Regions from separate parts of the Homo sapiens genome. Here region 2 is linked to region 1. A link is a loop called in an ENCODE intact Hi-C map of the cell type or tissue named here. Cell type or tissue: endothelial cell of umbilical vein. All regions are shown on one strand.

Region 1 (8,000 bases):
TCCAGCCTGAGCGTTATGGCCATTATGGACATGTTGCATTGCTGCAGAGATTTTATTTATGGCCAGTTTTGGGGCCAGTTTATGGCCAGACTTTGGGGAGCTTGCTCCCAACAACATCCACCTTATTTTATGGAATGAATGCTTGTGTATTAGTCTGTTTTTATACTGCAATAAAAAACTTCTCTGAGACTGGGTAATTTATAAAGAAAGGAGGTTTAATTGACTCAGTTCTGCATGATTGGGGAGGCCTCCAGAAACTTACAATCACAGAGGCAGGTGAAGGAGAAGCAAGTATCTCCTTCACAAGGCAGCAGGAAAGAGAGAGGGAGTGAAGGGGGAAGAGCCTCTAATAAAACCATCAGATCTCATGAGAACTCACTCACTATCACGAGAATAGCATGGAGAAACTGCCCCCATGATCCAGTCACCTCCCACCAGGTCCCTCCCTCGACACGTGGGGAGTGTGGGGATTACAATTCGAGATGAGATTTGGGTGTGGATGCAGAGCCAAACCATATCAGCTTGCATCCCCCCAGAATTCACAGGGCAAAGCCCTGGCCCCCAGTGTGTCTCTATTTGGAAATAGATCCTCTAAGGAAGTAATTAAGGTTAAACAAGGTCATGGGTTGGGGGCCCTAATCTAATAGGATTAGTATCTTTATAAGAAGAGACAGAGCTCATTTATTTTCCCTGTCTCTCTCTCTCTCTCTCTCTCTCTCTCTCTCTCTCTCTCTCTCTCTCTCCCTCCCCCTCCCTCTCCCTCTCCCTCTCCCTCTCCTATTCCTGCGTCCCCTGCATGCACACAGAGAAAAGGCCATGTGAGGACACAGCAAGAAGATGGCCATCTGCAAACTAGAGAGAGCACCCTCAGCAGAAACCAATCCTACTGTCACCCTGGCCTCAGACTTACATCCTCCAGGACTATGAGAAAATAAATCTCTTGCTTAAGCCACTCAATCTGGACTATTTTGTTATGGCAGCCTGAGCTGGCTAATACACATTCCTATTTAAAAACAAATAAATAATGTGTGCAGGGCTGATTCAGCCAGTGGCAGGTTTGCAGCCTGTAATACTCAAAGGCATTCATAGTGCAGCGTTCAGGTGCCAGAGTGCTCTGTAAATAAAGAAGAATGTCTGGGGTTTTGGAGACAACGGCAGGAAGGAACAGCATAGGACTATCTGGCCTGAGGATGTGATCCTGAAAGAACGGGCTTTGTATGTGAAGCTGAAGAAATAATGGTCTAGGAGGAGCAGTGGGGATTAAGAAGAATTTCAGCCTGTGTCTGTCCCTCATGTGAGAAGAAGCCTGTCAGGAAGTGGCACCCTTGGAAGACAGCCAAGCCTCAGCAGGGAGGATGAAGAGAGCTGAATGAGAGGTTCAGGATAGAGAGGTGATATGGTTTGGCTGTGTCCCCACCCAAATCTCATCTTGAATTGTAGCTCCCACAATTCCCACGTGTTGTGGGAGGGACCTGGTGGGAGATCATTGAATCATGGGGCCAGTTTCCCCCATACTGTTCTCGTGGTAGTGAATAAGGCTCATGAGATCTGATGGGTTTATAAGGGGTTTCCACTTTTGTTTGGCTCTCACTCTCTCTTGTCTGCCACCTTGTAAGCTGTGCCTTTCATCTTCCACCAGGATTGTGAGTCTTCCCCAGCCACGTGGAACTGTGAGTCCATTAAACCTCTTTTTCTTTATAAATTACCCAGTTTCAGATATGTCTTTATTAGCAGCATGAGAGCAGAGGGCATTCCTGCTCTACAGCTGGGATTCTGGAATGCACAGTGGGGAAGGGGGCAGGTAGGAGAGCAGAGGAAATTTGGGTCAGGGAGCAACATGAGGTGGTAGAAAAAACTGGGTGCCTGGAGGGGTTTCCACTGGGGATGGTGACCAAGCAGGCAGGGCTGAGAGGCATGGAGAACTGACCTGAGCCCGCGGTGAGTAGGTGATCCTACACCAGGGAGGGGCAGCTTCTCCTCCTCCACTTCTGGAACAGCAATCAGATAGAAGGCCACATTAGGGTCTGGGCCAGGATGGTGTAGGAGGTGGCAGAGTGAACCCAGTGGCAATGCAGGCCTCAAATCCCATCTCTGTAGCACCGATCAGACTCAGGAAGGCCTACGGCTGTGATGGGTCAGGCGTCTGGAGAAAGCAACTCGATTCTAAGGTGCCACCTGGTCTGGGTGAAAGAGAGCAGGTCTGGGTTGGGGAGAGGCAGACTGGAGAGTGGGGCTTGCAGAAGGCAGAGCCCTGATGAACCAGCACCCGAATGAATGGATTCCAGAAAAGAGCTCTAGTTTTATTATTGCTGTCAGTGATTTCCATTTTCATATGTTAATCCCCAATTATGAAACACTTAAAACACACATAGAAAAGTAATTTAATAGCATATTCTCTTTGTCGAAAAACGTTGCAGATGTTATAAAACCTTTGCCTCCGTCTCCCCAGAGGTTGCCTCTGTATCGAAGTTGGCATACAGTCTTCCTGCCCAGACTTTCATGGTTTAAGGATAAATACCTAAACAATTTACAGCACTGTCTTACGTATTTTTAAATGCACGTACATAGTTTCAAACTGCATATACCCTTATAAGTTTTTAAAATCAATGTGCACATACAAATAACCACTGGCAGGCCCAGGGTTTTTTTTTTTTTGAGACGGATTCTCGCTCTGTCGCCCAGGCTGGAGTGCAGTGGCGCTATCTTGGCTCACTGCAAGCTCTGCCTCCCGGGTTCATGCCATTCTCCTGCCTCAGTCTCTCGAGTAGCTGGGACTGCAGGCGCCCGCCACCACGCCCGGCTAATTTTTTTTTTTTTGTATTTTTAATAGAGGCAGGGTTTCACCATGTTAGCCAGGATGGTCTCGATTTCCTGACCTCATGATCCGCCTGCCTCGGCCTCCCAAAGTGCTGGGATTACAGGCGTGAGCCACCGCACCCGGCCACCCAGGGGGTTTTATAGGTGAATGTTTACAGTATTGCAAGGACTAGGAAATCCCTCATTGATACCAGTCCTGCCAGTCTTGTCAATATAACATCGAGACCTGAGCAGTCTCCCAGGCTGTCCCCTTTGACATTAGAGATGTCTCCAATTACTGAAAAAGCAACGCTCAAGACCTGTCCCAACACAATCGCATTAGGTTAGTACGATTCCTGACTCGAGATCATTATCTAAGCTGTTTCCTCTTCCAGGAACACTTTTTCTGCCATCTGTATCTGGTGAACTTGCCTGTGAAGGACTGTGTCCCTTTCTCATAAATCTCCCTGTCTCCTCTGCTCTTGCCTCATGAGCAAAACGGAACCCTCCTGGGCATGGGGCTCCTGGGATGAGGAATAGAGAGCATTTCTTTCTGGGTTCTTTCCTTGGCATTACCAGGAGAACGTAGGTTCCACAAAGGCCACAGTGGTCCCATTTTCTGAAGGTCAGGGACAACTCCAGGAAAGTGTCTGACTTCGAGTTCTGCCTTTGGACACTTTGTTAGACACTTTGTTAACTGCAGAGTGCCTCAGCGGGACACCCGTCCAAGGTGAGTGGCATCTTCCCTTCTTAATTGCTTCCTGCAGGCTTTTCTTAACTAGGGCTGCAGACAGATACAGACAACAGCTTCTTGACACCGCATCAGACCCACTGAAGTAGTGGGTGACAGACAGACCCAGTTAGATCATGGTATTTTTAGACCCCAGCTTGCTGGAAACCTTTCCCCCTCAACCCCCAGTTGTGATGTGTTTCTGATAACCTCTGTTCACGCTGAAGGACTAAAGTGTCTATATCTGTGTGTGGAAAAAACAGAACATTGAACCCAAAGGAAGTTTCTAGGCCATCTTCTTCCACTCTCAGACATCTCAGGTGAGAAAACTGAGCTCAGAGAGGCCTCCTCCCACCAGCCACCTTCCATCCCAATTGCCTGCTTGGTCAACAGAGTGATCTTTCAAAATACAACACTGGCCCTGTCAGCTCCCTGCTTAAAATCCTTCAAAAGTTCTCTTTTGCCATCTGGATGAAGTAGGGCCTCTGCTCTCAGTACAAAAGGCCCTTATCTGGTCCGTGCATGAATACTTTGCACACTAACTGCCCTTAGTGCACTTCTTCAAGCAAGACGCACGCCTCCAAGCCTCCCTGCGTTTGCTCTTGCTGGTCCTCCTGCCAGGGACTCCATCCCTGCACCTGTTCATTCACCCATCCTTTCAGACAAAGCTTGAAGGCCACCTCTTCCTAGAGCTGTTTCCTGACCGCATCTCCTGGGATGAATTGGGTGCTCCTTCTCTGTGCCTCTGTGCCATTTGACACAGTCTGTATGATGGCTCTGGTGTTGAAATGTCTGTTTCATGCCTATCATACCCCTTTTATCTCTGAGCTCTCTAAGGACAAGGACTTGACTTTTCAACTCAAATATTCCTGTGCTTTTGGCATACTTCACACTCAGAAAAAGTTTGTCCAATAAATGAAATGAGTGGGTGAATGAATGAGGAAACCCCTTGTTCAAGGTTTTATACAGGTGAGCACAGAATCAGGATTTCCAGGCCAGTGTGAGTCCCACCATCTTTAATGCCTGATTAAAATATACGCTAACTCTGCCAATAAAATTATGCCATTGAATGCCTTACTGGGATTGTACCTACATCTTCGAAATACAGAAAAGGCTTTTTAGCCCTAACAAAGCTGTCTTACTGCCCCAGCTTGGCTGGGAGCTCAGCTGTGGAAAGTCGGCAGCTTCAACTGAGGCCATTAAACCGGGCATTACCTGAAGCCACGTGCCGGATAGCATCAGTCACTCAGCTGGTTTTCAAGCTTTAAGGACAGAAATCGCGTTATCTTTATGAACCTCAGAGCAGTGCACCCTCTGTTGGTCATATCTGGAATTGCACAGGGTCAAGGTTTGATCCTGTATTTGGTCCGGGACACAGCAGTTCTGTGAAATCATCCACTCGCTCACTCAATTCATTTTCTCGTTCATCCATCTTATAGACATCCATTGAGTGAGTTCCATATTCCCGCCATGGTACCACGGGTGGGTGTAAATGGTGAATGAGAAAGTCACAGCCCTCCATTAATGGTGTTGATAATCTGGCAGGGAAAGCAAAAATTCAACAATCTATTTCAAGAGTAGTGAGTGCTCTTCTAAGTGGAAATTCAGGATGCTAACAGGACACTAACAGGGAAATTCGGGACGCTAACAGGGCCTGGAGAGCTCACCTGGGCGGTGTGGGAAGGTGGGCGGCGAGGAAGAAGTAACGCCTATCCACCCCACCTCATACTCATCTAGCGGCTGTTACATGCCAGACATTGCGATGGTTCTGGGAGACAAAAACCAGAGTCTAGTGGCGGAAGGAGGGCAGGAGACCCCAAGGCAATTATGACAGCAGCGGCAACAAAACAACAGCTATTACGCATTGCGCAGCTTTAACTCATAAGACTCCTGTGCTGTAGATGTAGGTCTACACCGCGGACGTTGGTCTGTCTGCATGACGTAGATATTATGACCTTTTTTTTTTTTTTAAGACGGAGTTTTGCTCTTGTTACCCAGGCTGGAGTGCAACGGCACAATCTCAGCTCACTGCAACCTCCGCCTCCCAGGTTCAATCGATTCTCCTGCCTCAGCCTCCTGAGTAGCTGGGATTACAGGCATGAGCCACCATGCCTGGCTAATTTTTTGTATTTTCAGTAGAGATGGGGTTTCTCCATGTTGGTCAGGCTGGTCGCGAACTCCCAACCTTAGGTGATCCACCTGCCTCGGCCTCCCAAAGTGCTGGGATTACAGGCATGAGTCACCGCGCCCGGCCTATTATGGTCCTTTTTGAGGGGAAAGAAATTGAACCTCCTGGTTGATTCCACCACATTATGCCCCTCTCACTACATTATCCAGCCTCTCCAACCTGAGTAAGTTCAAAATAGAAGTACATCCGGGGCACGATCTTCACCAAACCCCATGCTCTGGGGACTGCCATGACTCTGCAGGTGAGAGACCCAAGACATGGTGAGGTCAAGAGCCTTGCGCCAGGTCCCCCAGCTGTCAGGAGAGAGCTGGTCTAGAGTGAATGGTCAGGAAAGAGAGCTGTGCAGTCTCACTACCTGACACTCGCCAGGTATGTTAGTTCGTTGTGGCATTGCTATAAAGAAATACCTGAGACTGGATAATGTATGAGAAAAGAGGTTTGGTTGGCTCATGGTTCTGCAGGCTGTACAGGAAGCATGGCAGCTTCTGCTTCTGGGGAGGCCTCAGGAAGTTTCCAATCATGGCAGAAGGCAAAGGTGGGGTAGGCACATCACATTGCGAAAGCAGGAGCAAGGGAGGTGAGGGAAGGTGCCACACGTATTTAAATAACCAGATCTCATGAGAACTCACTCACTGTCGCGAGGACAGTACCACAGGGGATGGTACTAAACTATTCATGAGAAATCTGCCCCGATGACCCAATCCCCTCCCACCAGGCCCTACCTTCAACATTGGGGGTTACATTTCAATATGAGATTTGGGTGGGGACACACATTCCAAATTATATCACCTGGCGTGTGACCTTTGGGCCAGTGACATTTTCTGTGCCTCAGTTTCTCCACTACCTACCTCATGAAATGGTCTTGAGGAAACAAAACAATACACTTTTAGAGTCTGGCACATTCAGCCTTCAATATGTGTTATTCATTATTATCATTACTAGCTCTTATAGGGGGGATATTTTTCCCCTACTCCTTATGTTTCCATGTGGAAGGACCTCCACTAGGGCGACACCCTTGGTCTCTTTCTGCCACACACTCTTCACCTTACTCACACCTTCCCAAGAAAGGTGGCAGCATTTACCGAACTGGTGAGCCTGGGAGAAGGAACTGGGCATGTTGGGATCAGCCCTTTCTGGGTCCTCTTTTAGAGCTGGGTAGGCACAGGTGTCTGATTCAGAGGTAAAATTTTAGGGACCCATGCAACTAAGCCACTTGCCCCAACCTTACTTTTTTCAACGGAGGTTTTGTCTCCCCCGTCTGCCTGATGCCTCTGCCCTTTTCCTGTCATTTATCCTGAACATGGGTGGGGAAGAGAAACTCCAACATTAGCCAGAAGTGATACCCAGTTTCCTTTCTGCAATTTCTCATTGTGCTTTTGCTGCTTCTAAGGGTTTTGTGTCTCTGGGGTAGAAAAGGAAGAAAACCTTTTTCAGGCTGAAGATCTACAGAAGTCTGGACTTGGACTTAGAGTAGACCTTGAGAGCCTGGACATGACTGGCAGTAAACAGCCCAAGGCTGTAATTCCTCAGAGGATGGAACTGGGATCCCAGAAAGGCAGGTGGTGAAGAGTGAAGCTGAATGCAGCTCACAGATCCTGCCTGCCAGGCCGGGCCTTTCCCCAGAGGTGCTTCCCTCGACCACCTGGGGGGCTGCAGGCTTTCCTTGGCTTTAATTGGTGGATGGCTCACCTGGCGTCAGACATTCAAACAATTATTAGGTAATTAATGAGAAAGGGGTACTAGTTGTGAGAATGAGTAAGATGGGGAAGGCAGGGGCCTCAGTCTCCAGGGGTCCAGCTCCCCCAGCCCAGGCCCTGGTGTGCAGGGCACAGCCTTGCCTGCTGTGCACAAAAGGAGGTAAGGCCCTCATTGCTATTCAAGCTGTGTTCCTCTCAGTCTCTCATGATGAAATCCCTGTATAGAAAGCGAAATGGATCTCTGGCTGATCTGAGGCTCCCAGCCCAGGCCTACCTTGCACCTGACACCAGTCTCAGGGAGTGTGTGGGTGGCACGGCTGCTCTCCTGACAGAAGAGCCCTCCTGAGTCTGGCCCCCATCTACTCTCCAGCTGCTTGCCTGGGCCCTGTGCTCCTGCCCACTGCACAGCAGACGTGGGCACCACCAGGGCTCTGCCGCTTTGCTATGCTCTTCTCTCTGTCTGGAGTGCCCTTCCTCCCCCTGGGCCTGGAGAACTTAGAATTCACCACCAAGGCTCAATGCAAATGTCATCTTTTTTATAAAAACATTTCTATCCTTCCTTTGTGGTTCTCCAGCAAGCCTCTAGTAT
Region 2 (8,000 bases), 330 kb before region 1:
TATCCCGAGAGCTTGTTAGAAATGCAGAATCGAATTGTGGGCCCTAGCCAGATCTACTAACTCAGAGTCTGCATTTTATCTTATTTCATTATTTTTTGTTGATTGATTGATTGATTGAAATGGGGTCTTGCTTTGTCACCAGGCTGGAGTGCAGTGGCACAATCACAGCTCCCTGCAGCCTCAAACTCCTGGGCTCAAGTGATCCTCCCACCTCAGGCCCCTGAGTAGCTGGAACTACAGGAGCACACCACCATGTCCAGTTAATTTTTAAATATTTTTTATAGAAATGGGGTCTTGCTATCTTGCCCAGGCTTGTCTCAAACTCCTGACCTCAAGCAATCCTCCTGCCTTGGCCTCCCAGCCTCCCAAAGTTCTGAGATTGTAGGTGTAGCTCACCATACCCAGCCCAGAACCTGCATTTTAATACAAGGCTGTGTGCCCACTGAAAAGCTCTATGCCGGATTCCAAATTCTCTGAGGGTCAGAAGCGTTACTCACGGCTGTATCCTAGCTCTGAGCACAGTTCTTGGAACAAAGTAGCACTCAGCAAATGGAGGAGTGGATGAAAGAATGAATGGGAAAATGAATAATTTGATGTATTTGAATAACAAGGAATAACTTTCTTTTCCACAAAGCTCAAGTTTGTTTAGAGGCAGTAAGGGATGGATGAAACATGGCAGAAAAGTTTTCCCATCTTGTATGGTTTCGGTTTCCAATCTGGGGCCAGCAGGAAGCTTTCAGCCCCGACACTCTCTTCCCTGCAGGAGCTGCTGCTAGTGGCTCACAGAGGTGAGTATCTGACTGGCTAAGGGATACCCCTACTGCCCTGGTGGCCTGGCTCTGCAGACTCTGGGATCTCTGAGGTCCTCTGTGGAGTAGGATCAAATGCTCTTTGGCCACAGCTGGGGCAGGCTCAAATGAGACAGGACGTGGCCAAGTCCTCAGAGCAGAGCATGTTGCCCCAGACAGGGAGGGGCCTGTGCTGGAGACCCCTACCCACCTCTTGACCTGGGGCCTGGCCCCTTCTCCCACAGCCCTGCTAGACAGACTCACGCGTCGACGATGCCTGGGAATAGGATCCATGGGATTGATGAGAAATCCTGACTTTGGGATGTTGTTGGTGAAAACCATTTTCTTCCCCGAATCCACTTCCATCCTCTGCAGATGCCAGTTTCTGATGAGGCTGAGAAGACAAACTCAGCCCAGTCAATGCAGAGATGTGGTGGGGACCCACCAGGACATGGGAAAAGTAATAGAATTGGGGAACCACGGGTCACGAGTCAGTGCCCCCCACTGAAGTTTGTGAGAATGTTCCTGAGGCATGCTCACATCCGGTTTCTGACTTTAAACTCAGAGTAACCTGTCATGAACGTGCGTACGCCCATAGATGCAGATGGGGAAACTGAGGCTCAAGCCAGTATAGACTGGAGGCTAACTCCCAAGACGGGGACATTTCCTGGCTCCTCCTGCTCCTGCTAGAATAGCCAACTGGGCCAAAGTGTGAAGGTGCCCACGGCCCCTGGCTCCACACTGGGCAGCACCCTGGCCCTCTGCTCCACGAGCACCTGAGTGTCCCTGAGTGAGAAGGGGCAGTGTCCCAGACAACGCTCAGAGCCTAGGAGGCACTCTCACCTCAGCAGACTTTCTTCCAGCAGCCTCAAGGCCCGCCACGACTCTGCCAGCTCCCTGAGCTCCTCCTGCACCACGGCAGCACCCTCCGGAGAAGACTTCTCCATCACCAGCCAGCCCTGCGCTTCCACCAGGGACAGCTGGGCCTCCTTCTCCGGGAATTCTGCCACCAGCCTCTAAAGGACACACGGACACACAGACACACACACGGTGAGGGTGGAGGGAGGTTTCTGCTCCTTGGTGTGGGAACGTTGGCCTGTCAAGGCTGCTTCTTTGGGAAGTGGGTGAGGGAACCACCGCCTTACCTCAAACTCGGCCTCTTGGGACTCGGCATCCCCCGGGCCCGCCTCTCCCCGGTGTGCCTCCAGCTTTTGCGTGGTCACAACGATCCACTGCCGCAGCTCCAGCAGCTGGTGGCTGAAGGTGCAGTGCTCCTGCACACTCTGCCGACACCTGTCCACAAGGTCCTGCAGCACAGCCCGGGGAGCCCAGGGCATCCTGAGTGCTGGCCGAGGGGGAGACCCCCGCACCACCCCCACCCTGCAGGGCTCTCACACCCGCTGGGGACCCCAGGGCTCCCCACCAAGTAGCACCACAAGAGGCTGGGCTGGCCCTTCCCTCCACACAGCACAAGGAATTTACCCTTGGAAGATCAAATCTGGTTTAAAGCCTATCTTACTTTTAGGAAAACGACCAAGTCTAGGTGAGGGTGGGGGAAATTGGATCTCCTGTCCACCACTGATCCAAGTGTAAATTGGCTCAACCACTTGTGGAAACCACGGGTCAGAATCTACCCAAATGGAACGTGGCTGTAGCTGATGGCCCAGCCATTCCACTCCCGGTGTATGTCCCAGAAATGGGAACATATCCTCACCCAAGGTCATACATGTGACAGCCCCAAGTTGGAAACTATCCAAGTGCCCATCAAGAGTAGAATGAATAAATACACGGTGGTATATTCACACAATGGAATGTTTTACAGCAGCAAGAATGAACAGTCTATAACCACATGCAATACAGCAGATGAATTTACAACCATCATCTGGAGAGCTAAAGGCCAGGCACAAAAGAAAACATTCTGTCCAATTCAATTTAAATGAAGGATAACATCAGGCAAGCCCAAGCTATGTTGCGGGAAGCATGAAGTCAGAGCCCCCCTTGAGGGTCGGGAATGGTGAGCTGGGCATGACCGCAGGCACAGAGGCTTTGGGAGGCTGGTAATATTCTGTGTTTTAGTTGGGTGCTGGTAACACAGATGCATTTAATTTTTAAAAAAAGTAATCGAGCTGCACACTCAGATATTCACGTTCAGTCTTTCTTTGTTCTTTTTCCTGAGTACTGTTTCCTGGGCCAATCTATTGTTCAGCTCTCTGTCACCAGGAAAGGTGGACACTGTCCCCAGAAGGGCAGCCATTCTCTATGCCTCTGGCCACCCAGCCTGAGACCCTTGGAGCTTTCTTTACATAGCCTGCCATGAACCAGTCAGACCCCAGGGCCTGCCGTTCCCATTCCAGCTGTGTTCCTTGAATAAGGTCATCATGACTCTCTGCAGGGCTACCATAGGCCCTGCCTTCTACATTCCACAGACACTGACTGAGATCGCTGGATACCAGGCCCATACCAGGGGCTGGGGAGACTGCTGCCTCTGTCCTCAGTGAGCCATCAATGAGGGCCTGAGAAGTTATCTAAAACTCCACTTCTCTGAGTTGTCCCTACCACTGTCCCCTCCTGGTCCCTGTGTGCCAACATTAGACCAGACGCCTCCAAGGGCTTCCCGTACATAGAGCTGTGATCTCCAACATCAGATACCTGCCCCCCAGGGGGACACAGAGACTGCCTCGCTGTGGGGAAGGACATATTAGATTAACAAGCACTGGGTACCAAAATAATAAAAGGGCAATTTCTCTTTAAAGAAGAATATAAACAATCAATAAGAATTGGAATATCATCATTTTGCAACACCGAGTGATGCTCAGTTAACGCTGCTTCTCGTAACGACTAATCTAGCCCATCATTTGGATGGAGGTATTAGGAGACTTTTGCTGCTTCTACGGGTTTCTATGGGCTCCTGAGGAGTGAGGACAGTGTGTCCTATTTCTCTACTGCCTCGACCTTGAAACTACTAACTGCTAGTTTATTGAATGTAATTAAATGAATTCAACCAGACATTAATCGTCACTTACACCAATGGGGCTCCACAGGTGATGCCTTATGTCCTGGAAACTGGTGGGGAGGGTTTGCAGTTGCTGCGATAGAGGTGGTGAGGGTGATACTAGGTGGAGTGAGAGGGATGGGTGCTCGCATTCCACCCTGGGGTGGATAGTCCACAAATGCAGAATTTGCCCACATCCCACACGATTTTCTCATGTCCTCCTAATATCTACAGCAGTAAAAAACCTGCTTGGCATGACCTGAGCTCAGACTGTCACTCCAATCAACACACAAACACAAGGAAGATTTTGCAGTTTTAACAAACATACTGACTTCTCTAGAGCTGCACCCTTTGTGTAAGTGGATGGAAGACTGCTCTTGGGTTTGATCAAAGTGCTATCAAGCGTTGTTCCCATTTCAGAAAACCACATCACTAGAGGCCGTGATGGTTGTGCCACCTGACACAGCATTTGCGGCTGTCACACAGGGAGGGCACGTTCTGACCACCTCCTTATGTCTTGAGTGTGGCCATCTGGGAGTACTTACATATTGGACAATATTGTATTATAATTACTTTCCTTTGATTTCTCTTTTCTATTTCCTGGGTGGGTATATTCCCTATGAATTTCAGGAGTGTAAAGAGGAGGTTAGGAATGTTTGGTATGAAATAGGGCGTGCAATGTCAGGTAGGAGGGAGAGCTCTCACTGCCTCACTGGGTTTTCTTGAGGTGTGAGCACCAGAGACCCTGCTTTATACTCCTCAGGGCTTGTTACAACGGCAGACCCAGGACTCCATCTGAATCAGTGTCACAGTGGGGCCTGGAGTCTGCATTTCCACTTGTCCTCAGGCCAGTTTTGAAGGAGCTTTGAGTTCCATCCCTACTGCTGGAAGGGGACTGAATCCTGGACAAACCCTAGAAAGAGCTGAGGTGGCCACTAGAGGGCACTGGCGATGAAGCTCTGTGGCCTCCAGGCCTTGTGCAGGCTGCAAGGGACCCGAGGCCGCCTGTGTTCTGGGCTGCCTAAGGATCTCAGCAGCCTGCTCTCTTCTTTTGCCGCTTGGCCCTAATCTCAATATGTAATTGTGCATTGGCTTGTTTGCTTGATGATTAATTGTCCATCTACCCAACTGGGGCGTAACTCCCAGGAGAGCAGGGGCCTGGGCTGTCATGCTCTGCTACCTCCATCCTTAGGGCCACCTAGAACACTGCCTGGCATATGGGAGGTGCTCAATAATTGTCTGTTGTATGAATGAGGAAGGGAAGAAAACAGGGAGAAAGAAAAAAGAGAGGTTAGAAGGAATGAAGGCAGGAAAGGGGAAGAAAGGCCCCAGGCGTGTTGGATGACAGGGGCCGGCTCTCTGTCAAAGCACAGGCCCTTCTGCCAGCCCCTTACCTCCAGAGACCTCTGCAGGGCCTGGAAGTCGGAGGAAAGCTGGTCCATTTTGTGCTGGTGGTTGGGGTTCTCCTGGACCAGAGGCCTTGCAGCCTCCATCTGTGCCCCCAAGTCCAGCCCCTCTTCCTGCAGCCCCTGCAGTAGAGAAGGGAACAGGTAGGCTAATCTTCCCACCTCTCCCTCCCTTGGGGTGGCCGATCAGGGCAGAGCCTCTGAGTGGGAGAGCCTGGGAGGGGTGAATTCCCCAAGGCGGTGGGGCTCTTTCATACCAGCGGAAGTACCAACCACATGGCTGGTCTGATGGGCCCACTCTCAGGGCTGGAGAGATTTTAAAAATCAGACAAAAATATTCTGGGACACCATGAAAATAAACTCTGCTACAAGACAGATGGCATCTCTGGGGACAAACTCACATTGGGACTCATACTTGATGACCACCTCTCATTATGAGGAAACACGTCCCAATTTTAGTTTTAAAACCCAAAATGCACTATTTTTTTTCTTTTTTTGGAGACAGAGTCTCACTCTGTCGCCCAGGCTGGAGCACAGTGGCACAATGTGGGCTCACTGCAACCTCTGCCTCCTGGGTTCAAGTGATTCTGGTGCCTCGGCCTCCCAAGTAGCTGGGGTTACAGATTCCCGCCACCACGCCTGGCTAAATTTTTTGCTTTTTTAAAAAAAATTTTTTATTTTAAGTAGAGACAGGGTTTCACCATGTTGCCCAGGCTGATCTCAAAATCCTAAAGTCAGGCAATCTGCTCACCTCCCAAAGTGCTGGGATTACAGGCGTGAGCCACCGCTCCCGGCCTAAAATGCACTATTTTTAATGTCTTCTAGAGAACACTCTCAATTTATGTATGAGCTGTGCTTGGGTTTTAAAGAGAGAACTATTGTATCACGCGCATTTTAAAAAACCATCAAGTTCCTTATCCAGCCAACAATGATCAACGGTCAGCCTACTTACAGTCCACGTTTCAGAACATTTATTCTTAATCCCAAAGTTGGTTTAACTGAACACCTCTGGACTCATTAAGAATACTTAGCAAAGCAATTCTAAAAACAAATACCAATGTTAGACTTTGGAACTGAGGAGTAAACAGAAAGACAGTTTGTCATTTTGCTGAGCTCAAGACTCAGTTGTTTGAGGTCAGGAACCATCAGATAAATAAGCAGAGGTTCTGTTGAGGTGAAAGGTCAGATCTCAACTAAGGGTCTAAATTTCTGGCTCACGGCAGCTGTTGCTTTGCTGGTTACTGCTAGAGGGAGACGCTGCTTCCAGGTGCAGCTGAGCACCTGGGCAGGAGTGATTCAGGCCTCACAGACCCCTCACCTGCAACCTTGAGAGCTGGGCCTGTTTTCCAGGAAGGTCCCGCTGAAGCCCCTTCTCGGCTTGGACCCTGACCTGGAGGTCCAAGAGCTTCCTCTGCAGGGGCTCAAAAGCTGCTCCAAAGTCTTTGTGCTGAGCGAGCAGGCTCTGCAGAGACACAGGACAGTGTGCACATTAAGAGCGTTCCTCATGAGCACCGTGTTGTGAGACCCGACCCGTTCAGCCAGGCTGCTCTTCGTCTCGGCCAGCTCATGCTCATTCAGGCGCCACCCCCTCCAGGAAGCCTTCCCTGAGCCCTGATGGAGTTGGGTGCCTCTCCTTAGGGTCACTACAGCGTCCTCACAGAACACTTTGGCCACATCCCTCCAGAACTGGGGCAAGCTACACCCCTCCACCCACCGACCAAATCCCACCAGAGGCCTGTTTTTGTAAATAAAGTTTTATAGGAACCCAGCCATGCCCATACATTTATAGCTGCAGTGGTGGTGCTGAGGAGCTGCGACAGCGACTGCCTGCCCTGCAGACTCTAAAACCTTCACTGTCTGGCCCTTCACAGAAACAGTCTGCCAACCCTTGCTGTAAAACAGCACTTTGATGTCTTCTAGTAATTGCCTACTTATTTGTGTCTACCAGCAAAAGCTGTGAGTGTTTGAGGGTGAAGACCTTGGCTTCCTTTCTTCATCCCCCCAGCTCCTAGAACTGCACCAGGCCCTGTGGATGGAGGGAACATGCACGGGAGCTGAAATCATGGGCTGGGTCCTGGCTGTACCCCATATGGACCATGAGCCACCTTCTTGACCATTCTGCTTCAGTGTCCTCGTGTGTAAAACGAGAAAAATAACAGTACCTCCCTCATAGTGCTCTTATGTGGATTAGATAAGATCAAGGATCTGGAGCTCTTAGCAATGCCCTGGCCCATAGCCAGTGCCCCATAGATCATAGTTATTATTGTCATCATCATTAGATGCTCAGCAAACATTTGTTACCTAAAAGAATAAGCTGTCCACAACATGCCATGCCATGTCATTGATGTAGTGTAGTCATTTTGAAATGTGTCACTAATATGAGCTTCCAGCTCCAGGGTGGTTTAAATTTTACAAGGACTTTTATCACCATTTTCTTATTTGACCCTCCTGTCACTCTCTGCAGAAGACTGGACTGGATTCAATTTGATTGCAGGGGGTTTGGGGACAGGGCTGGGAGGCAGACAGGTGGTGGCTAGGAAACCAGTTAGAGGGACCATGCAAGAATCCTACCCAGTTTACACATGAGGAGGCTGAGATGGTCAGGGACAAAGGGATACACCCAGGGCCACACAGTGGCAAGCGGCAGAGCTGAGTTTAGAACATAAGGCCATCTGCCTCCCCAGTGGGTGCTCCAGCCCCGTGGCCAAGCCAAGTCCCGAGCAGATGCCTGGTGCTGCACACCTGCAGTTTGCTTTTCCTCTGCAGGAGGCTGTTATGCAGCAGGTCTCTGTCCCTCATGGAACCTGCCACCTG

What was found. Peaks named below come from ENCODE experiments on the same cell type or tissue, not always from the same donor. Only the 100,000 strongest peaks of a DNase experiment are listed, where the experiment ranks them.
Region 2: a loop joins it to region 1, with 5 times the contacts of the local background. A loop is called at or near these places in 15 of 110 quality-filtered maps.

Annotation. Positions count from the first base shown.
Region 1 is chr14:95,769,673-95,777,672 of GRCh38, forward strand. It overlaps LOC105370644 (a long non-coding RNA gene), which reads right to left and starts at 5,282. Exons shown (of 3, transcript XR_944178.2): 1 at 5,194-5,282; 2 at 4,742-5,064; 3 at 1,899-2,180. RefSeq lists a silencer at 1,245-1,428. In endothelial cell of umbilical vein, a CTCF peak has its summit at 4,850 (motif pointing left); a DNase peak (open chromatin) is centred at 4,839.
Region 2 is chr14:95,437,981-95,445,980 of GRCh38, forward strand. It overlaps SYNE3 (spectrin repeat containing nuclear envelope family member 3), which reads right to left. Exons shown (of 18, transcript NM_152592.6): 9 at 7,929-8,000; 10 at 6,505-6,648; 11 at 5,175-5,309; 12 at 1,934-2,095; 13 at 1,632-1,804; 14 at 1,053-1,182. Among named protein-coding and RNA genes, the nearest start is that of SYNE3-AS1, 74 kb to the right of the region's middle. RefSeq lists an enhancer at 577-1,776. In endothelial cell of umbilical vein, a CTCF peak has its summit at 4,703 (motif pointing right); a DNase peak (open chromatin) is centred at 4,721.